3 separate regions of the Homo sapiens genome follow, and all the other regions are linked to region 3. The links are chromatin loops, found by intact Hi-C in ENCODE. Cell type or tissue: right lobe of liver. All regions are shown on one strand. Region 1 has its middle 95 kb from the start of GAS2L3. Region 2 has its middle 61 kb from the start of ANO4. Region 3 holds the start of SLC17A8 (solute carrier family 17 member 8).

The links. A loop is a pair of places that touch in the nucleus more often than their neighbours do. Peaks named below come from ENCODE experiments on the same cell type or tissue, not always from the same donor. Only the 100,000 strongest peaks of a DNase experiment are listed, where the experiment ranks them.
Region 1: it touches region 3 in a loop (2.8-fold over the local background); 17 of 110 quality-filtered maps call a loop at or near these places.
Region 2: it touches region 3 in a loop (4-fold over the local background); 52 of 110 quality-filtered maps call a loop at or near these places.

Annotation. Positions count from the first base shown.
Region 1 is chr12:100,664,430-100,672,429 of GRCh38, reverse strand. No RefSeq gene overlaps it. Among named protein-coding and RNA genes, the nearest start is that of GAS2L3, 95 kb to the right of the region's middle. In right lobe of liver, CTCF peaks have their summits at 208 (motif pointing right) and 3,319 (motif pointing left); a DNase peak (open chromatin) is centred at 3,309.
Region 2 is chr12:100,729,468-100,737,467 of GRCh38, reverse strand. It overlaps a transcript of ANO4 not described here. Among named protein-coding and RNA genes, the nearest start is that of ANO4, 61 kb to the left of the region's middle. In right lobe of liver, a CTCF peak has its summit at 3,439 (motif pointing right); no DNase peak of the experiment used is centred here.
Region 3 is chr12:100,351,880-100,359,879 of GRCh38, reverse strand. SLC17A8 (solute carrier family 17 member 8) reads right to left here and starts at 2,806. Exons shown (of 12, transcript NM_139319.3): 1 at 2,388-2,806. The coding sequence starts at 2,488. RefSeq lists enhancers at 2,355-2,855, 2,856-3,356. In right lobe of liver, no CTCF peak of the experiment used is centred here; no DNase peak of the experiment used is centred here.

The DNA.
Region 1 (8,000 bases), 310 kb before region 3:
TACATCTCTCCCACCATCCCTTCATTACTATATGGTCATGAGTCCATCTTAACATTTCTCCCAATTATTTCTGGAAAATCAGGGTTGGGGAGCTCATGGGCTCACCAGTTCAAGCTCCTATGCTATCATCTGATAGCCACCATGGAGGTCTTTGGGGAGGTCTCAGGCTCACCAAGCTGCACCAGCACAGTACTCCCGCTGGTGTCCACCAGAGGGCACTGGCTCCCATGGAGGCTATGGGTCCCACCAGAGCTGCACCCAGGGCCCTCCCTGTGGCCCACCACTGCGGCCACCTCCCTACTGCACCCTCTAGAGTCCCACCCTGCAGCTGCTCTGTTAGGAGGGAGGAAAGTTTCTTTCTGTGCCTTTTAGCCCCCGCCCCACACCAAGTGTAGCCCAAAGGAAAGCTGACTTGTGTTCAGATACTCACAGATGTGAGATGTGTGAGAGCAGCTGTTAGTTTTTACTCGTAGCGCCTCCTCTAGGCTTCGGATGAGAGTGCCTGGGAGCTGGGCTGCACTATACGCAAACCACTCCTCCTGCCTGGACATTGTTGTTGGACTGAATTGTGTGCCTTGATCTCTGTCCTTAGGATGAACTCTTCCAGGAGAATCTAATAGCTCTTTAAGCAAAGAGACTGCTGCTAGGCCCACCCACCAGTCCCTGCCCTATGCAAGTGAATCCTAGCAGGGGAAGAGATTACTCTGCAACTAAGACCCTTGGAATTGCAGTACAGTGAAATCACCTGCTTCCAGCCCTCAACTCCAAAACATCTAGGATGATTGACCTCCACAAAGCAAGCCCAGCACTTTCTCCCGACTTGAGGCAGATTTTTCAGGCATGAAAGGTCACAGCTGCACCCTCACTCCCATTCCAACCCCACCAAGGAGTTGGCAGAAAGTCCAGGCCAGCTGAAAACCCAGCCGTGGGATAGCCTGCTCCAGCCAGCAACTGTGTGTCACCTCCACTGATCTCCTGGGCCTGAGCAAGTCAGGATATATGTCAGCTCCCACCTGGGGTGGCTACTTCTTAATGTTGCTGAGGTCCTTAGAGCAGGAGCCAAGAAAAATGCAGCAATTGTGAGACTCTGCAATTCTGGAATCTCTGTTAAATGCTTGAGTTGTGAAGGTGCAAACATAAACCTCATTATCTCTTTTCTGGGAATTTTGCTTTTCCAAAAGAGTATTTGCCACTAGCCCCTTTGACAGCGGCAAACATAAGGATATTGTGGGTTCTGACAGAACAAATTTCCTTCTGGAAATAGTTGCAGAAAGAGGACAAAGGAGGCCAAAATGAGTGCAAGTGGGTAGCAAAAACTCAACATACCAACCCCAGTGTTGTTCCCTGCCACCTCCTCCCCCTGCTTGCACTTCAGCTTGAGTTGGGAATGCCTGCTGCCAAAAGTGCCAGTGCAGTTAAATGCTGCTTAGCCTCACCAGTGGCTTCTCTCTCACTTGGAGAAATAATAACTAGTCAAATGCTGAAGATCCTCCAGGCATATTAATGATCTGTTCATGTTGTTTATAGGACAAATGGAATGACTATAACCAAGATGCTGACAGTGAGTGATGATTACTATCTGACAAAGCACTATTCTCAGTAAAGTCTGGTTTTCATCTGGGGAGACTGAGGGAAAATTCAAAGGCGCAAAGCAAATGGCAGAAGCCTGGCAGATTTTTGTACCGGTTTCTAACATTCATGGATTCCCTAGCATGCTCCAGGCACTGTGAAGTGGTTACTTAGTTATCTCCTTAATCTACACAACAGGTACCTCTGAAGTGAGTACTGTGATCCTTACCTATAGCCAAAGAACCCTGGTAACTTATCTAGGCTTCCACAGTGGCAAAGAAAAATATCCCTAAGGGATTCTGACCAAGTCCTTAAATCATTAGCACCATTGGTCAAGACTCAGTTGCAAGAGACAGAAACCCAGCTCAACGTATGCACCATCTAACTAACTTCAGGCATGGCTAGATCCATGGATCTAACCATGTCACATGCACTAACTCCATCTCTCCTCATTGATCTTTTTATCTCAGTTTGCCACAGCTTCATTCTGTGTGTGTCGTAAACTTTATTCTCTTCTGCAGCAGAGCTTCCCCTTATACAATCGGGAAGCTGAACACAAATAGTTCCAGCCAACATTATCATTTATCTCATGATCCCAGAGGAAGAGAGAGCCTTTCTTTTTCAGAATCCATGTGTAATCTCTCAGGGGAGATGCTGGCTCCATTCAGGTCACATTGCATCTATCCTTAAACCAGTCACCACAGTGGGGAGTTGAGTCCCGTGACTGACAGCCCACTGAGATCACATGAAGAGCGAAGCAGTGTCTCTGTGAAAGGAAGGTTACTGGACAAAACCCAGATGCCTATTAGAAGCAATTTAATAGAACTAATTGGGACTTAACTTAGATGGAGTCCCTTATGAACTTGGGTCTGCCAGTTTTCATGGGATTAATTTCTTTTTGTTTTACAATCTCTCGTGTGTGGGATATACTTGTTAAAATGGGATCAGAAGAACACACCAGGAAGCCCCAACCAGGTTTGTGTGTGTGTTAGAATTAATTTTAAAGTGAGTGGCTAGCAGTTTTCTTTCTAGAATAAAACTGGCCTGGACACTCCAAAAATGGTCATTTCATAAAAGGAAAAAAAGAAAATAACGCTGAGGAACCACACCAGATTAAGGAGACTCAAGAATCATGACAACTAAATACAGTCTGTGATCTTTTTTATTAGATCCTGGATTTAAAACTGTATATTAAAATGGCATTATTGTGACAATTTTTCAATCTTAGTATCTCTAGGTTAGATAATGATATTTCATTAATGTCACATTTCCTGAGTGAGACTGTGGTTATATGGAAGAATGTCCTTGTTATTAAGGGGCACATGCTGCAGTATTGGCGGATGAAGAGTCGATTATGCAACTAATTTTCAAATGGCTCAGAAAAAGATATATACACACAGATATAAGGAGAGAAAAAATAGAAACTATAGCAAAATATTAAGAATTGATGAATCCAGGTGAAAGGTATATGGGTGTTCATTATAACACTGTACTATTCTTGTAACACTTCTCTAGATTTCAAATTTTTCTAAATACAACATTGACGAGAAAAGAAAAAATTAAGGTACAGCCTCATAACAATCTAAAATTTAACTCCCCCACCCATAACGCAGAAAGTAAAGTCCAAAAAATTCAATCGTGTAAATGTGAGGTCATTTAGTGCCAGGCTAGTTACGTGACTGAGGATTTAACAGCCAGGGTTGCAGGAGTCCAAACTGTCCAGGTCCACTGCTGCTGGCGCCACCTGGTGGCAGTTATCCGCTGAAGGCTGGGGATTTGTTCTGGGTCCTATTGGTAGTGATGCCAGGAATCTGCAGGTGGTAGCACCCCTTTCCTCAATCAGATCCAGGAGCTTGCCCAGGAGTATTCCGACAACAAGGAGACCCACCCTCTTGTTTCCTGCTTTCCAAGAAGGGTTGCAGGTCGTGGGCAGGGGTCGAGGTGAAACACTCTGGGTCTAGTCCACGTGGGAAGCACTGGCATCCAGCACCTGCTGCGATAGCAGGCGGCGGGCTCTGCCACTCTGCCTGCAACAAAGTCCCTGGCTATGGAAACCTAATGACCACTAGTTCAATGAGGAAGTGCTTGGAAGAGTTTGATGCAGTTGCCTGTATCAAATCATGGCTGAGAGGGGAACATCACTTTGTCAGTGCAGCAAGGTCAGAAGAAAGATCACACTACTAATTTTTAAAAGTCAACAAACAGTTGAGAGACTATTAAAATTATTGGATACATTATTTGCACTCCAACTTACATCATTTAAAGCAGTTTTATTACAGAATAAAAGGGAATGTATTTTAAATTTTTATTTATACTTTTTTATAGAATTTTTTCTTTTTCTGTTTTTTTGTTTTTTTGTTTGTTTGAGATGGAGTCTCACTCTGTCGCCCAGGCTGGAGTGCAGCAGCATGATCTCGACTAACTGCAACCTCCACCTCCTGGGTTCAAGCAATTCTCCTGCTTCAGCCTCCTGAGTAGCGAGTAGCTGGGACTACAGGCGCACACCACCACACCTGGCTAATTTTTGTATTTTTTTCTAGTAGAGATGGGGTTTCACCATGTTGGCCAGAGTGGTATTGAACTCCTGACCTCAGGTGATCTGCTCTGCCCTCAGCCTCCCAAAATGGTGGCCATAGATTAATTTTAATTTCAATACATCACACCCGACTCATAGATTAATTTCAATTACCATATTGTTTTAAAATATTTTAATATCACCTGTGCATGAAGGTATGTTTTATTTTTGTTTTTGTTTGAGATGCAGTCTTGCTCTGTCACCCAGGCTGGAGTGCAATGGCATGATCTCACTGCAACATCCGCCTCCCAGGTTCAAAGGATTCTCGTGCCTCAGCCTCCTGAGTACCTGGGACTACAGGCGTGCACCACCATGCCTGGCTAATTTTTTGTATCTTTAGTAGAGACGGGGTTTCATCATGTTGGCCAGGCTGGTCTAAAACTCCTGACCTCAAGTGATCTGCCGGCCCTGGCCTCCCAAAGTGCTGGGATTACAGGCATGAGCCACTAAGCCCAGCCAAATGTGTTTTGAATACCAACCTGTACACACACCACTATATATACATACATACATATATACACATATATACATACGTGTATAAACACCAAAAGTTATTCTAGCCTGTTTTCTGAATGGAAAATTGGTCATACGGTACCACTTGTAGGTGTCCTTTCCCTACTGTTTTATTCTTTTTTAAATCTTGTTAATCCAGATAGTGTTTATGGTATGATTTATTTAACAGTACCATCTGCGTATGGTATGACTTACGACTTATATCTTGCCTATTTTAAGAAAAGATTTGAGGTGGTTTATGATACTCAATCATATATAAATCAAGGCAATAGGGCCGGGCGTGGTGGCTCACGCCTGTAATCCAGCACTTTGGGAGGCCAAGGTGGGTGGATCACAAGGTCAAGAGTTCGAGACCAGCCTGGCCAATATGGTGAAGCCCTGTCTCTACTAAAAACACAAAAATTAGCCGGGCGTGGTGGCGCTCGTGTTTAGTCCCAGCTACTCGGGAGGCTGAGGCAGAAGAATTGCTTGAACCCGGGAGGCAGAGGTTAATCGCCTGAACCGGGGAGGTGGAGGTTGCAGTGAGCCGAGATCTTGCCACTGCACTCCAGCCTGGGTGAGACTCTGTCTCAAATAAATAAATAAATAAATAAATAAAACAAGGCAATGAAAAAAGATTAAGATGAAAAACCATAAAAGAGGGGTGAACATGAGGTAAGCTAAATAGTCACAATTTTAGCTTTAAATTTCAGGGGGAAACAAAATGAAACAAAATGAGCTCTTGCTTCTAGACCCTCACCTCCAAAGGACAGCCAGAGTTTATTCTGGCTAGAAGGACACCCAGGAGAGCAGGACAATTGGAGCCAAGGAGTCTCTCAGTAGCAGCATCTGGTGACACCAGAACCAGAGAGTGGCTTCATGAAGACCAAGAGACCAAGAGGCCAAAACTCCATAGGCCATGAATGGCTCTCAGAATGGGTTGGCCAAGCCCAGGGCCAAAGGCAGGAACTGCACCACTAAGGACACAAGCAAGGAGCAGCAGTTGGGGTCAGGAAAGAGCATTCCTGAGTGACAGCTGTGGGCAGCAGCTGGAACTGCAGGGCCGGCCTTGAGGTGGAAAGGAAAACAGGGCTTCAAGGACCAGGGATACAGAGGACACTGATATAACTCTGCATCATTAAAGAAATCTGTGTTTATCTTTCATTGAAGGGCATAGTAACATGGCAACGATGAATTTTGTAAATGATACAGAAACATTCTTCTCATGAATGCTTCTCCTTGACAAAAGATAGGACACGTAGTAAAAAAAATAAAAATTTAAATTAAAAGGCTGAATAAGAGCTAAATGCATTTTGTGCAAATCAGTAGCATTTCTACATACCACTGAGAAGCAATTAGGAAATATAATGAGAAGGAGATTCCAGCTGCAGCAGCAAGAAAAAGATAAAGTAGCAAAGTACCTGGGAGTAATTTTTTACAAGAAATGTGCGTGACCTCTATAAAGAAAACCCAAAACTTTACTGAGAGAGTTAAAATTGAGTTCCATTAATCAATCTTTGATTAATGGGAGGGTATGCCAGACTGGAAAACTTAAGAAACGTCTTAAGATGTCAGTTCTTCACAAACTCACTTATGGATTAATGGCTCCCAAATGAAATTCCAATGGGGGAAAAAAGAAAAGGAAAATGTTTTAAAGTTTACATGAACAAAGATGAATAGTAATTAACTTTAAAAAGTCAGTATATGTGTTCTTGGTAGGGTGGACAAATGATGGTGAAGAGTTCCACATTGTAGAAAATTCCAAAGCAATAACTGAAATAGTCTTCCAAGAACAGAGATCACAGTAGGGTCTATAAGAGATATAGACTGGATTATATATAATAATTTCATGTCTATTTTTTCAAAAAGGCACCACGAAATAATGTGGAAGAGAAGAATAATTCAATCAATGGTGTTAGAATACTTGGTTAGATATTTGGCAGAAAAGTCATTATGTCACACATTCATCCCAATGCATTTCAAGTGGATGAAGACTTTATATTTAAAAATCAAACCCTAAAAGAACAAGAGAAAATAAAATAAATATTTGTCAAATTTCTAGGGGCAGTGTAACTTTTCAAACTTGGGAGTAACTGAAGAAGTCGTAAGAGTTAAGAGATTTCACTGCACACAATTTAAAACACCTTCATATAAAAATACATAACCAAACAAAAGATAGGTCAGGCATGGTGGCTCACGCCTGTAATCCCAGCACTTTCGGAGGCCGAGGTGGAAGGGTCGCTTGAGCTCAGGAGTTCAAGACTAGCCTGGACAACATGGAGAAACCCCGTCTCTACAAAAAATACAAAAGTCAGTGGGACATGATGCCCTGTACTCCCAGTTAGTTAGTCAGGAGGCTGAGGTAGGAGGATCACATAAACCCAGGAGGTTGAGGCTGCAATGAGCTGTGATGGCACTACAGTTGAGCCTAGGTGACAGAGCGAGACTCTGTCTCAAAATAAACAAACAAAACACACACACACACACACATACACACACAAGATAGACTGGGAAATATATACTCAACAAGGGCAAAGGCAAGGATTAATATATTTTACCCTTATGTAATAACGAGTATGCCAATTAGCAAAAGGACCACTAAGACGGGTAGGAATAAAAATGAGCAAAGGACATGAATAGAACTTGTCAGCCACAGTAGTCGTCAAGGAAATGAGAATAAAAAGAACAACAAAATAGCATGTTTTATTTCTTAGTTAAATATGTATATTTTACTACACAGAGACTACCCAGAGTTGAAGAAGGGGAGAGGTACTAGGAAAGACAAGTTCTTAACCCTACCAGTGGCATTGGAAATCAAGAAAAGACATTCAAGGCTGGGCATGGAGGCTCACTCTTATAATCCCAGCACTTTGGGAGGCTGAGGCAGGCAGATCACTTGAGGCCAGGAGTTCGAGACCCACCTGGCCAACATGGTGAAATCCTGTCTCTACTGAAAAAAATATATATATACAAAAATTAGCTGGGCAGCTGGGCGCGGTGGCTCACGCCTGTAATCCCAGCACTTTGGGAGGCTGAGGCGGGCAGATAACCTGAGGTCAGGAGTTCAAGACCAGCCTGGCCAACATGGTGAAAAATACAAAAATACTAAAAATACAAAAATTAGCCAGATGCGGTGGTGTGCGCCTGTAATCCCAGCTACTCGGGAGGCTGAGGCAGGAGAATCGCTTGAACCTGGGAGGTGGAGGTTGCAGTGACCCAAGATCGCAACACTGCACTCCAGCCTGGGTGAGGAAACGAGACTCCATCTCAAAAAAATAATAATAATAATAAGCTGGGCATGGTGGCACATGCCTATAATCCTAGCTACTCTGGAGGCTGAGGCACTGAGGTTGCAATCAGCCAA
Region 2 (8,000 bases), 380 kb before region 3:
TCAATGATTGGCTCAAGGATGGGGTCTTGGGACGCAGACCTGCCTAGTGAGATAGGAGGAGTCTGTCAAGGAGCTGCAGGGGAAAGTTTCTCAGCTCCTAGAGCAATGGCCTGAGGAGGGCACCAAAACTTCTTACCCTGTGATCATTGTCAGGTCTGAATGCAATTCCTGAAACCCTGCAGCCATGTGGCTGCCACCATGAAGATAAATTGAGAGAGGAAGGCACAGGGGAGAAGGCCTTTCACAATGTCACTGAGCAGCCTAATCAACCCATCCTAAAGACGGGCCTGCCTCTGGTGTCCCTGTTATGTGAAATAATAAATTTCCTATCGTTTCAGCCAATTTGAGCCAGGGAACTGAAGCAGTATTCAAGAGCCTTCTTGTTACACTGGCACCTTCTGGGAAGATTAAGCATCTGTCATACCTACCTCCCCTTCAGAGGTTAGTTTTCTAGGGCTGCTGTGACAAAGTACCACAAACTGGGTGGCTTAAAACAACAGAAATTTATTCTCTCATGGTTCTGGGGGCTGCGAGTCCAAAATAAGGTGTCAGCAGGGCTGTGCTATCTCTGAAGGCTCTAGAGGAGAATCTGTTCCATGCCTCTCTCCAGGCTTCTGGTGTTGCCAGAAATCCCAGGGTATTCCTTGGCTTGGAGATGCATCACTCATATCTCTGCCTCTGCCATCACACAGCTCTCTCTGTATGGTCTCTGTGTCTCTTCCCTTCTTATAAGGACACTAGTCACATTGGAGTAGGGCCCACCCTAGTCCAGATGACCTCATCTTAACTTAACTACACCTGCAAAGACCCTATTTCCAAATACAGTCACAATCACAGGTACTGGGGATTCGAACTTCAAAGTACCTTTTTGGGGGATACATTTCAACCCAACACCCTGACATGGTAGCTAAAGCTGACTGGACCAGGGAAGGCCACTTGGCCCAAGTCTGCAAGATGTCAGGTAACAAGAGTGTCATCCAATAGGAGCCCAATGACCTGGGCTCAAATTGCAGCTCTTACTCTCATATGTCCTCAGGCAATTCTTTACCCTCTCAGGGACTCCATCTCCTCATTTATAAAATGGGGGAAAATATCACTGTTTACCTCAGGATCTTTTTGAGGATTAAATGAGTAAATACAGAAAAAGTAGTTAGAACACAGTGCTTGGCAAAAAGAAAGCTCCCCAAAGTGTTTGTTAGCTACTGAATCATCCTCACACTATCTACCCCTCCATTTTCATTGAAAAAAGCACCTTAAAAGAGAATTCTCTACTCACAGCCCTCCTCTCCCTTTTCAGAGCTCTGCAACGTGGCTCCCATCCCGCCACCCACTCACGTGGCTCTCACGATGTCACCAAGGCAGACTTTAATTTTCAACCTCCTCAGTCTGTCCTAGAAATTCTCTGGGCTTTCCAAGAAAGGTGCTTGCTTGGTTCTCCTACCTCTGTCATTATTTCTACCCTCACCGTGCTTCCCCCAAAGATTGGTCCTTGGTCCTCCAAACACACACAACGTACTAATTCTCACTCTTATTATCTCATCTTCTTCCAAAGATTTGACTGAACTCTCTGTGCAGATAGTGCCAATATCTTCATCTCCTGAACATGTTCTCCATATTTCTAATTTTCCGTGAGGCATTCTGACGTGAGAAGTCTCACGGGCACATCAAATCAACACATCTAACCTATCACCATCACATCCTCCCTCTTCCTGACTTCCACATTCCTGGGAACAGCTCAGACTCTGTCACCCTGATGCAAAATCTCAGGGAACACTTACTATCCCCATATCCAGCCAATGACTAGTCCTGCCAGCAATTCCATCCCTCTCCCCCTAGACCCGCCTCTTCATCCCACCTCCCTAGTTGATTTCTGTCTCATGTCAAGACCACAGTCACAGCCACTAACTCTGTTACAACACCAGATTCTCCCATAGGAACTCCATCCTGTTCACCACCATAATAATCTTCTCTCATCCATACATTTGTCTTGTCACCCCCCTACTGTGAACCCTAAATGTCCTCCTACTACTTAGCTAATGTTTAATGTCTCACTGATGTCTCTGGGAATGGCATTTTAGGTTGCTCAGTGTTTTCAAACCAGGGTCTGCGAGCTCTCCACGAGAATTTTTAAACTATCTTTGTTTCTCATTTAAAAGTTAATCATTTAAAAATTAATACAAGCATATTCTGAACCAAGTCCTGCCACTTAATTTTAATGCCTGGGTTTACTTTTGTGTTTCTATCAGGTTTGGCACCAATTGGTACAATGAATGAGAAAAGGGGAGAGATGGATATGCCGAGGTACATTCATGGCAAATGAAGATTCAATAACCTCACATCAGTGAGCATTAACATTGATTTCACAGGGGGTTGAACTCAGAAAGGTGGCAGCAATGCAGAGTCATCATGAAGTACCTAGCAGTAAAACTGTACTGCACTCAAAGAACCAACATCACTGCAGCCAGTACCCCATTGCATTACAAGCAGTGACTGCATTTCAGCAAAATAACAACATACATCATATTCAATTAGTGTGGTAAATTTGTATTTTTATTTGGGTTACTGAATTTTAAATCTCATCTGCAAAATCAATTTTAATGGCTATTTGGAATGCAAGGTGTCTATATATAGTTCTATGTTTGAACATACTTAAGTAACCTCATAATAAAAATAATTTAAATCCATTTTAGAGGTTCATCATTAATGCTTTGCATAGGCATCCACATTGCTGGAGTTTGAGAAGCCACGGCATAGTGTTTAAGAGTATATAGGATTTAGTGTCAAACAGACCTAGAATGAAATCTTGGGTAATTAATTTCTAGCTGGGTGGCAAAGCGCAAGTTTCCTCATCTGTAAAATGGAGAAATAACAGTAACTTGCTCATAGAGTTCTGATTAAGTAAAATAATGTATGCAGGGAGTCAAGAGCAGCTGGCAGGCAATAAGTGCAAAATAAGCATAAGCTGTAGCTATTATCTTCACTTTTCTTTTCTGATCTCTAAGTCACTGCCCAACATTCTAGAATCAAGAAAGTTTTGAAAGGAAATGGAAAGGAGAAGAAGGATTCAACCAAAAGAAAAATGGCACGGCTCACTCTTCTACTTTCGACCAAAGTAACCAGTGTTTAAGGTTGAGTGAGCATAACAAGGAGAAAGTCTCACTTTGATTTTCAGCAGCACTCTAACACTTGCTTAGCATGTTCTCCAAACAGCAAAGAGTAGACTTTTACCATGCATTTTCAATTTGCACTTATTTCTTTTAAAAATAGATTAATATAAATCTTTAAAAAGTAATTCGATTGTACTATCAAGTGCATAATAGTACAGGTGCTACAAAAACAAAAGGGTTAAAGCAAATGATGAAGATCTGGGAACAAGAGATGACTTCTTATCTCCCTGGACATTTCCTCCATCTAATTCCATGCAAAAGCAGTAGAAATCCACAAGAGGGCGATCCAGAAAAGTGAGTCCACAAGCAATTGCTCTGATTCTGAAAATAAATGCCTATGCATTTATATTTTCTTCCCTCTCCTCCCCAGCCACCCCCTTGACCTCCAGCTTTTCCAGGCAATAATATTTTTTTAAAAAAATCAAAATGACACTAGTGCTCACCTATGGTGATCTGGCTGACACAACTGTAGTAGCTGCCCGTCGTTGCAGAGGAAAGGTTATAACTTCCGCTGCTCACATCTTTGTCTGTTAAGAAAATAAAAGACAAGAAGGTTAATTATAACTTAGTAGACACCATGACCACAATGTAAATATATGACTGGTGGTAAATAAACCAGCTCTCCTTGTCTATGACACGGGTAGTCTCATACTCATTCAGTGGTTCACCCATCAACGTTTAGGGAGAGCCAGGTGCCAGACCCTGGGATGGGCACTTAGAACATATCAATAAACAACCCAGACAGCTACACACAGGCAATTGCAGTTTCATGTCATCATTATTACAATGGGAGAGTGAAGGGTGCTTGGGCAGTTGGGGGCAGGGAGTTAGACAGGAGAGAGGGTGCCTGACCCAGACTATAGACTAAAGAGTATCAGGTAAGGTTTCCTGGAGGAAATTTAACATCCTAATGAAAACCTAAAAGGTGAGTACTATCTGACTGGGCAAAAAGTGGATGAATTGAGGGAAACGATGCAGGCAGGGGAGCTATCATCCCCATCCTCCATCCTCTGGAGGCTGAGAGGCCACAGGCAGCTTCGTGGGTTAGCAGCTGAATGCAGTAAGAGAAGGAGAGATGAGCAGCAGCCAGGTTGCAAAGTGTCTTGTAAACCAAGTTAACAAGTTTGGCTTCTGCCTAGAAAGCAGGATCCTATTTTTGTTTTAGGAAGATCACTTTGTGGCAGTTTCCAGGATAGATTGGAGGACACTGAGATGAGAGTAGAAGGACTTATTTGCGAGGCTGCTGCAGTATTCTGACGAGAAATAGTGGTGGTCAAACCATGGGAGGAGTGGCAGTGGAGACAGAGAGGGGCAGATGCAATGCCCTCAAAAGCTAAAAGTGCAGCACAGGAATCAATTTCCTCATTACCGTGAACAGAAAATGTTCTAGGCAGAGGGGGGCAAAAGAAATCAAAGCCTCACAGGTGCATTGCATATCAGCATTTTCACCCACAACATTTCGTGCACGAGGTAGGTGCCACCCTTACATCTCTGATGGAAAGGCTGAGAATCCAGGTGGCTGAGTGCCGTGCCCAAGGTCACACTGACAGCATGTGGCAGAAGAGAGCTCAAATCTAGATCAGGAGTATTTGAAATTGTTTATGAAACATTGCAGGAACACAAAATTTAAAAACTCCTAGAAGATAACATAGGAAAAACATCTAGATGGCAGTGATGTTTTAGATATAACGCCAAAGACAAGATCCATGAAAAAAATAATGGATACACTGGATTAAAAACTGCTACTCTATGAAAGATAATACAAACAGAATGAGAAGACAGGGCACAAACTGGGAGAAAATATTTGTAAAACACATATCTGATAAAGGATTGTTATATAAAGTATACAAAGAACTCTTAAAACAACAATAAGAAAACAAATAAGCTGACTTAAAAAAATGGGCCAATCACTTTTACAGACACATCACCAAAGATGATACAGATGGCAGATACACACATGAAAAGATGCTCCACGTCAGACACCAGAGAAATGCAAATTAAAACAAACATAAAATACCACTACACATTTATTAGAATGGCCAAAATCTGGAACACTGACAAGACCAAATGCTGGCAACAGGACCTCTATTGCTGGTGAGAATACAAAATGGTACAGCCATTCTAGAAGAGAGTTTGGCAATTTATTACAAAACTAAACATACTCTTACCATACCATCCAGCAATCACACCCCTTGGTATTTGGTATTTACTGAAAGAAGCTGAAAACTTACGCCCATCCAAAAACCTACATACAGATGTTTATAGCAGCTTTATTCATAATTGCTATAACTTGGAAGTAACCAAGATGTCCTTCCGTAGAGGAATGGAAAATAAAACTGTGGCATATCCTAGCAGCTTTATTCATAGTTGCCATAACTTGGAAGCAACCAAGATGACCTTCCATAGAGGAATGGAAAATAAAACTGTGGTATATCCAGACAATGGAATATTATTCAACACTAAAATGAAATGAGCTATCAGGTCATGAAAAGACATGGAGGAACCTTAAATGCATAATACTAAGTTAAAGAAATGAATCTGAAAAGGCCAAATTCTTTATGATTCCAACTATGTGACATTCTGGAAAAGGCAAAACTATGGAGACAATAAAAAGATTAGTGGTTGCCAGGGGTCAGAGTGGAGGGAAGGAATAAACAGCAACACCACATAGGATTATTAGGGCAATGAAATTAGTCTGTATGATACTGCAATGGTGGATACAAGTCATTATTAAATTACCCAACAACCAAGAGTGAGCCCTAATATAAACTATGGATTTTGGGTGATTATGACGTGTTGATGTAGGTTTATCAATTGTAACAAATGCACCACTCCAGTGGGAGATATTGATAACAGGGGAGTATATGTGGGGACAGGAGGGTTTGGGAACTCTTCTGTAACTTCCTTTTAATTTTGTTATGAACCTAAAACTGCTGTAAAAAAATTAACATAGGGTATAAGTGATTTTAAAATATTACAATAAATACATTTTGTCTAATATAAACCACTACAGGTTACAAGAGTCATATTAAATAGTTGCAACACTGGTCTAAAGGCAACATTTGAACATTATGTGACAATAAGAAAATTCTGATCTATAATGGTGGAAAGTATAGGTCTGAGGGGAAGAAGTAATTATTAGGATTTAGTCAAATGCATCCAAAGAGAAAAGGTGCCTAGAAACGTATCAATTCAGACTTTAATGGGAACACAATGTGGATTGACAGAGAAGATGGCTTTGTAGGTGAATGTTCTTAGCAGGAAAGAACAGCAGGTACCTGGACAGAGAAGCCAGGAAATAGGAGTCATCTTTAAGGGGTTTTCTATAGGTGCCCTTGGTTTGAAAGCAGTTGGGAAGTATTGACAAAAGCAGGTGGCAAGCCAGAGGACAGAGAAACAGTGGTGGCTCTCAGAGGCCAGTGCACATTCACAAACAGAAAGGTAAATGCTAGGAAATATTTTTAAAACTATTTTTAATATGGGAAAACTAATTCTAGCAAGTGTATGTGGCCAACTCTTTCCCTAAGAAACATCTCCAAACCATCTCCAATCTCTAGAATGCTTCCTGAACAGCTAGCCACACCTCCAATAATAGCACTGGGCATGCAAGATTACACTGGTTTACACATCTCCTCAACCATGAGCTTGTCCAGGGAAGACCCACATGTTATCCAATTTGCAATTTCCAGAGTTTAGTGCTGTGGCTGGCATAAGGTAAATGCTCAATGAATGTTCGTTGGTTTTAAAAAAGGAAGGAACAAAATTAAAGAAGGAACAAACAAATAATTAATTCTCCTTCCTATTAATTTCAGAGAGGTTGCTGTGATCAAAGAGAAAGCACTGGGATGAGAGTCAGAAGACCTAAGTTGGAAGCCCAGCTTTGCTACACATAACCTCTTTGAACATGGCCAAGCTGTTTAATTTCCTTAAGTACTGATTCCTCCACCTGCAAATGGTAACAATAGTGCTTATCTCACTCTTGGGGGGCAGGGGAGGAGGTACGGTTTAAAAAAATAAATCAGCTACATGAAATCCATAGTTAGCAAATAATTCTGTATATATTTGTGGAATTTGCTGAATCAATAAAATTCAGACTTAAAACATATCAAACTAAGTACTCTAAAGTTGTCATTCCTCATTCTTTCTAAACCCTTCTCTAGGGCTCTATCCTGATCTATACTTATAAGATTTTGGAAGGAAGAAGACTTTCATAGGACAGGTCAATGGCACCAAAAAATGTATACAATCAGAGAGAGAGAGAGAGATTTATAAGCACAGAAATGACTATGAATGAGGAGGAGAAAAGGAATGAAGAAGAAAAAGCATAATGAGAAATCAGTAATCAACAAACAAGCAGAATGCTTGAATTAGGAAATGAATGCCTAGGAAGAGGCTATGAACAGCAAAACTATGGCAATTTGAATCAAGCCTGAATGGTAAAACCAGGGCAACAATTTTGGTGGCAGTATTTTGAAAAGACTCCAAGAGCAAAAGTACAAAGAGCCGTGGCAATTGCCAAGTGCAAAGTGATGACCTGAAGGAAGGTATTCTTACCTACTGGAATTAAAACAAAAAGGCTAGATTTTACAGAAGAGCCTGAATATCCATTTAATCCTTTAAGAACCACCTAGAGTTAAATGATAAAATCATGTAACTAGTGGGAAAACTTGAGACTATGAATGAGATTAATGAACATTGTGGGTTCTAGAGTCAGTATCCAGATTAAACAGTCTATTCCAACCCCTGGACACATTATTTCTTCTCTATGTGGCTTTGTTTCCTCATATGTAAAATGAGAATAATAAAGGCACCTATATTATAACATTATATGAG
Region 3 (8,000 bases):
TCTTTGTGATTTTTTTACATGGGATTCTGTCAACTGGTTTTACGTGAAAAGCAGTGAAATGAGAGGGAAATGCCCAGTATGTGCCAGGCTCTGGGCAGGGTCATTTACATACAATTACCTTATACACCTGTGATTAATGCCAAACACGTGGCAGAGCTGGTCTTGATAATTCCTCACTAGAACTGAGGATCAACTTGGATCACCGCTCAAGCAATGTCTGTTTTCGTTTCTTCTGCCAATAATTTCTCTCTATAGATCACTGAAAAAAGGGATTTGACCTTGGCTTTATTTTTTCTAAAGCCATTCTACAATTAGGACAACCATGACAATATCTAGCATTTGTTTAGTGCATTCTCTGTCCCTAGTACTGTGCTAGCTGTTTTTCTATTGTTCTGAGGAAACTATTCAAACAGTCCTAGACACATAGCCCAATTTCTGGTTGAGGTCACACAATTTGGAAAATCGCCAATTTTGTTATATCCCTAAGCAAATCAATTTTGTAAACAAAAAGATCTCCATGTAGCTCCTCCAATCAAACATAGCAAAACCGGCTCTTCGATCAATAATTCCTATTGAAAAAAGCAATCAAATTTCACAAAAAGCAATTAAACTTAAGGTTGAAAAGAAAATTCCTAAGTATTTTTATATCAAATATTTTATAAATGAAGGCAGAGTTTGCTGTTTATAATGGTGACTATGGCCCAACGTCATAGGTTTTTAAATTTATTTTATTTTTTTATTTTTTGAGACAGAGTCTGACTCTGTCACCCTAGCTGGAGTGCAGAGACGCAATCTTGGCTCGCTGCAACCTTGAATGTCTGGGCTCAAGCAATACTCCCACTTCTTGGGAAGCTGAGATGACAGGCATGCACCATCATGCTGGCTAATTTTTTGTATTTCTGTAGAGACATGGTCTCTCTATGTTCCCCAGGCTAGTCTCGAACTTCTGGCCTCAAGCGATCCTCCCACTTCCGCCTCCCAAAGTGCTGGGATTACAGGCGTGAGCCACTGCGCCCGGCCTATGGTTTTTATTCTTGACTTTGCCAGATTCCTTTGTCATTACTTGAATAAGCCAATTAAGCTATCGTGCTTATTATGCAAAAATTATTTTTGCGTTTCTAATCAAATGAACGCCAACACAATAAGACGTTACCTGGGGAGTGCTCAACGGAAGGATAAAACACTCTGAAAAAAATGTTATTGTAATTTTTTCTATATTTGGCTGGTTTATGCTGCTGTCACTGAGCTAGGTTTTCATCTAGACATGCTAATTCAGTGTAGGTCTGATTGAAGCTTTTTTGTTTCTAATTACTAAAATAATAAGGTGTCCAACTCTTTTTTCTTATTAGGAAAGTTAATATTAACAGTGATACCATGGAAAATTTAACACTGACAGGAGCATATGTGTTTTAAAACACAAGAAATGGGATGAATCTCAGATTGCCTGGAAATAGTCATTTAAATGAAAAAGTTTTTAAATTTAAGAGATAATAGAAAAGTTAAAAGGACACACCAGATGGCATTTTCACTCACCAGGATTAGAAATAATCATCCAAACAAATAAAAAGTGTATCAAAGTTATTTTTCACATTTATTTATATCAGAGAGATAAAGCAGTCATTTTACCTTGCACATAAGGACCACTTATGAAATCATTTATATAATTTGAGAAGGCATTTACTATGTCTATAAAAATTCATAAATTAAACTGTCACATTAATTCAATCATTTATAGCAAACTCTCCTTCCATTAATATATTTTACTTTAAAAAATATTTACTTTTTGGTTTGGACTAAAATCTCATTCAATTCAGTGATAGTACTTAACATTTTCCCACTGCAATTATGTGAGATTTTCTGCTTCAAAGACATTTTTTAAGTTACTTCCTTCAAATTAATGTGTAACTATCCTTCTCTTTGCAAACTATACAATCAGGAACCACTTTATGTATTTTATTAAATAAGCTAAAAATTGCAAATATTTAATTTTCATTTATAGTGGATTCAGTGAAAAACATAAAAATTATTTCAGTTCAAGGCATATTTGTCATTACTAATGAGTTAACATAAAATATTATCTCCCTAAATATTTTCTAATTCAATGCCAAACATACCATATGCAATATCATCATCTCCAGAAAGTGCTAATCCAGCTATATAAACAGCATATTTGTCTTGATCTTTTCCTAATACAACCCAATACTATTCATGCATCTGTTTTTCCTCCAGGCATAGACTACTGGAGCTAGAAGGGGCTCCAGAAGGATCTAATCTGACCCATCCTCTCCTCATTAAAGTGTGGTTTTAAAAACGTGATACCAAGTCTCTCACACATTGGCAATACGAAGCTACTCAGAAAGGAACTAAAGTTCGCATTCAAACTTTACCTTTGTAAAATTCCCAAAGAATCTCCCACGGCGTTCTTCACTCCTTCCTTCCCAGGTTTCAGAATTTTTTCTTTGAAGGTATCAAATGCTTTAAAAGGCATTTTGAATGAGGGGCACCTCTGAGCCGTTAACAGTCAGTCTCAAAAACTGTCATCCTTCCTCATTTCCAGTGTGAGAACCACCTTGTTTCCCTTGGTGAACACCTGGAAGTCAGTTCTCGTGGAGGGAACTACTCAAAATCAAAAAGGAGATGAAACCCAGCTCGGATCTTCCAAGATAAGACAACTCCCTCCTCTCTCTGCTCCCCACCCCTCCAAAAAAGAGTCCAAGGGGTGTCTGGCTGGGAATTCAGTCCCTTGCAAAAGCTGCACGCTCTGCAGCAGCCTGTGGCAGCTGTCTCAGGCAGCCACTCTCAGACTGAGCGCAGCCTCTCTCCCTCCCTGGGCTGCAGCTGGGGACGCTAACATGAGCTCCGGACCACCAGGAGTCCTGAGACCAGCAGCAGTATCCGTGGCCTAGCTCCAGCCCCTCCAGCCAGCCGCGTCCCCCTCCTGCCCCACCCCAGCTCGCCTGCCGCTCTCACCAAGTGAGACTTTCCAAGGTGATGCTATAGTAACCGGCACAATACCTGCCCCTCAGCCGCCTGGGCTTATGAATGGGCTCTCAGCCAGAGCAGGCACCCAGAGAGAAATTTATGAAACATTTACAGCCCTTTGCTTTTCTGAGGTCTGGCCCTGCAGACAGGCTCACAGCCACCACTCCATGCCTTTTATTCCCCTCATGAGAGTCATGAAGCCGTTTTTCAGCCAGCCACTAGCATGGATGTGGTCCCACGAGGAACTTGCATTTGAGTAGCCCAAATGCAAAACCCAGGCCACATACATCCAGGAGGACATTTATTTGCTCCTAATCAACAGAGCAGGCTCTCTCAAAGTATGATACGTAGATGCCATTTGGGACCATCTAATTGAAGATTTCTGAGCCGGAAGATATCTAGAACCTGCTTAGAACTCTCCACTGACTCCTCATTGTCCTCAGGATAAATAAAATTATTTTTGTTTTTTCCCCTTTTCTCCCTCTAGATGGACTTTTTTTTTTTTACTTTAAGTTCCAGGATACATGTGCAGAACATGCAGGTTTGTTACATAGGTATACATGTGCCATGGTGGTTTGCTGCACCTATCAACCCATCATCTAGGTTTTAAGCCCCACATGCATTAGGTATTTGTCCTAATGCTCTCCCTCTCCTTGCCCCCCAACCCCTGACCAGCTCCGGTGTGTGATGTTCCCCTCTCTGTATCCATGTATTCTAATCATTCTACTACAAAGACACATCCACACGTATGTTTATTGCAGCACTATTTACAATACAATTCTTTATCATGGCACACAAGGCCTTTCCCTGGGACCCTAAGTCTTTCTTCTTGTCACTCTGCTTTCCACATCCTCATTTCACTGAACTCAGCAAGCTCCCTATTGCCTCTGGGCTTTACTCAAGCTATGCCCTCTGCCTGGGTAACTCTCTGCACCCCTTCAACTGGGTAACTTCTAGGGGTTCTAAGGTCATGCTAAGATATCAATCCTCTAGAAAACTGCATGGGCAAGGTGAGATGTCCCTCCTCTGTGCCTCCAAATCACCTGTCCTCTGCCCTAGCAGAGCCTGGCAGGGAGTGGGCGTTACCTAAATACTTGTTGAACTGGGGCTGAAACGCTGCAAGTTGTGGCCACATTTATGGGCAGCAGGATGACGCCTCTGTAAATGCTGCTGCGGTGGAAAAAAAACTCTTCATCTTTGAGGCTCCTGTGTTCCAATCCTCCAGTCTGCATGCGACTGACAAATCATAGGCTATAGGCTCTCAGGCTCCCCAGGAGTCATTTCCACAAGACCAGTCAATATCCTCTGCAAGCCACTGTCCAAATTATCCAAAATTTGAATTAAGTTCAACTAAGTCCGTGCTGAATCCTTGGTAGGCTAAATATTGCTAATATCTTTTGAGTTCTTTCTAGGGTCCTGGCTCTGTGTTAAGCACTCTTTAAGTATCACCACAATCTTCCCAGCAAGACTCTGTGGTAAATAACTTCTTATTTTCCCCAATTTTACTGGCAGGAAACTCAGACAAAAAGAGGTTAAACTTACCTGAGATCATACAGCTAGTAAGTAGCAGAGCCAGGTTTCAGATCCAAACAGCCTGGCTCCAACCTTTTCTCTCTCTCTCTCTCTTTGTCTCTCTCTCTCTCTTGCTCTCTCTCTCTGTCTCCCCCTCCCTCCCTCCCTCTTTCTCCCCACACATACTTTACTGAGACATATTTTGCATTTCAAATAATTCACCCATTTCAAGTGGACAATTCAGATTCTTATAAATTTACCAAGTTGTGTAACCATCACCAGAAAGCAATTTTAGAATATTTCCACCCCAACTAGATCCTTCATTTTCACTGTTAATCCTCATCTCCTATCCCATATCCTGCAACAACTAATCTACTTTCTATCTCTATAGATTTGCCTTTTCTGGACATTTCATGTAAATAGAATCATACAATCTATGGTTGCTTGTGTCTGGCTTCTTCCACTCACTATAATGATTCTGAGGTCTGTCCATGTCATAGCATGTATCAGTAGTTTGTTCCTTTTCTCTTTTTTGTTGAGTAATCCTTCGTTGTAAGGATATAACACAATTTTGTATCTCCATTGACCTGTTGATGGACATTTAGGATAGTTTCTAAAAGGACATTTGTTTCTAAAAGGACAATTTCTGGTCACCAACCTTCCCATCATAACCCCTCAAGACTGAGAACAGGAAGGCCCCAGGAATACGCATGTCTAATCATTCCACCGAGTATTTGCCTGTCCTCAAAAAGCTCACTTATTCATTAAAAGCAAATACAATCACAATAAACCATGATAGACATACTCTCTTACCGAAAGCATCCACTGGTGGAGCTTCTAACCCATTCCTCCAGCCCAACATATCCTTATGTTCCTTATCTCTTAGAGCACATAACGGAAGAAATACTAGGCAAAAACCACATCCATCTCTCCTGAGGCTCAATGACTTCTGAGAGCACTAACCATTCCTGCAGAATGTATTGCTCAGGAAGCATACCTAGATCTGCAGTTTCTTGTGGTGATTTAGATGTTTGATAATAATAATAACTAAGATTTATAGAGAATTATCTACATGCCAGACTTTAAGCACTTAACATGCACTAACTCATTCAATTCCCCACAATGACCCTGAGGTAGGAAGTGTCATTATACCATCCACAGATGAGGAGACTGAGGCACAAAGAGGTGAAGTAAACTTGTTCAAGTTCACACATCTAGGAAACTGAGCAGAGACAGGATATGGACCCAGAAAGTCTGACATCAGAGCTTGTGCTCTTACCTTCTACAGTAGAACTGTTGATAATAGGGACTAGAAAATATAAACCAAGACTATATAGAAGTGAGGCTCATTTCATTCATTTATTCATTTCTTCCTTTTCTTGAGGACCTACCTGGTAGCAGGCCCTTCTTAGGCACTGGTGATATAGGTTGAACTGTGATATTCCCCTTGAAGAAAGAAACCAACCAGAAAATGAATGAGTCCATTACAGTGCAGTGAGTCCCACAAGAGAGGGCCGGGGGAGCACAAACAAGGACACCTACCTGAGCCTGCAGATGGGAGTGGGAGAGGGCTTCCTAGATGAGGGGAGGATAGTATAAACCTTCAGGGAGGAGAAAGACTGAGGCAAACAAAAGGAAAAAACGGGGGAACAAAGACATGCATGAGACAGCATGGCATTTGGGGAACCTTGCATAGCGTTAGAGAGTCAGGTAGGAATGCCCATGCAGCAGAAAACACGACTGGAATGATGATCTTGAACACTATGCAGTTCAGTTGTTGCAGAAGAGCACTGAAACATGTGCTTCCCTGGTCACAACAGCAAAGACATGGAATCAACCTGCGTGCCCATCAGTGATAGACTGGATAAAGAAAATGTGGTACATATACACTATGGAATACTATGCAGCCATAAAAAGAGCCACATCATGTTCTTTGCAGGGACTGGATGGAGAAGGAGGCCATTATCTTTAGCAAACTAACACAGGAACAGAAAACCAAATACCGCATGTTCTCACTTACAAGTGGGAGCTAAACCATGAGAACACATAGACACAAAGAGAAGAACAACACACACTGGGGCCTATCAGAGGCTGGAGGGTGGGAGGAGGGAGAGGATCAGGAAAAATAACTAGTGGATACTAGGCTTAATACCTGGGTGATGAAATAATCTGTACAACCAACCCCCCATGGCACAGTAACACACCTGCACGTGTACTCCTGAAGTTAAAAGTTAAAAAAATTAAAGGAAAAAAGCAATGACAATAATTCAACAAATAAGGATCTCAATAAAGACAAAACTTAAAAAAAAAAAAAAAACCATGTGCTCCCCATCTCAAAATCTCAAATATAGCAAAGATAGGAAATTATGTGCAGTGTGGAATTCTCTGTGGGGGGGTGTGAAACAAGAGCCTGGGTCTGTGCTGGGGATATATAGACTGTAGATACAGTAGAAAAAAAAACAGCCATTGATATATATTTAATGACTTCCCATTGTCCTGTACTAAAAATGCCTCTTCCCTTAGGGAAAATAATGTAACTAAGGCATCTTTAGGGGTGCTTTCCCAGATCATAGCAATTCTTCATTCTCAGAGAACTTCCAGGGTCCCCTGCCCCCTCCCTCTCATAGTGACAGGTCTCCAAAAGTCCTGTAGTTAACTATAATGTTTCTCATCCCCCTGAGCACTGTTGAATGGACCGGGGTAGACACCTGGACCAAGCTGAACCAGTCAGATGTGAGATTCTCCTACTCATTTATTTATTTAATTTATTTATTTATTTGAGACAGAGTCTCACTCTGTCACCAAGGCTGGAGTACAGTGGCACAATCTTGGCTCACTGCAACCTCCGCCTCCTGGGTTCAGGCAATTCTCCCACCTCAGCCTCCTGAGTAGCTGGGATTACAGGTGTGTGCCCTCACGCCCAGCTAATTTTTTTTTTTTTTTTTTTTTTTTTTAGTAGAAACAGGATTTCGCCATGTTGGCCAGGCTGGTCTTGAGCTCCCGACCTCAAGTGATCTGCCCGGCTCAGCCTCCTGAAGTTGGGATTACAGGCGTGAGCCACTGCACCCGACCCTCCTAGTAATTTAAATTTGGAATTACAAGACTGCTAGTTAATCTTGCAGGACTCTGGAATTATAACTATAAGGTGGTTACATTAACTTTGTGGTGTAGAGATGCAGAGAACACTGGTCTTGGAAAAGATTGAGAAATAAGACAATGAAACTATAACAGGGCGAGGGTATGGGGTGAGGATATTTCTCATGGCCTTCCAGGCCTCATCTTCCTAGACTCAGTTGTCCTTTTACCCTTGGGTTTCACAAAATACTCACATCCTTACAATAAATTGCCCAAGATAGTTTCTGCTCCTTACAAATAAAGAGTCTTGACTATTGCGATGATTTAAAACCCAAACCCTGTAACGCCAAGCATTTCTCTAGCTAACACCAGATTGGTGAGCCTGACTGCCCAGTTTGGTGATATGGAGGACTCCAGTCTGCAGCAACAAA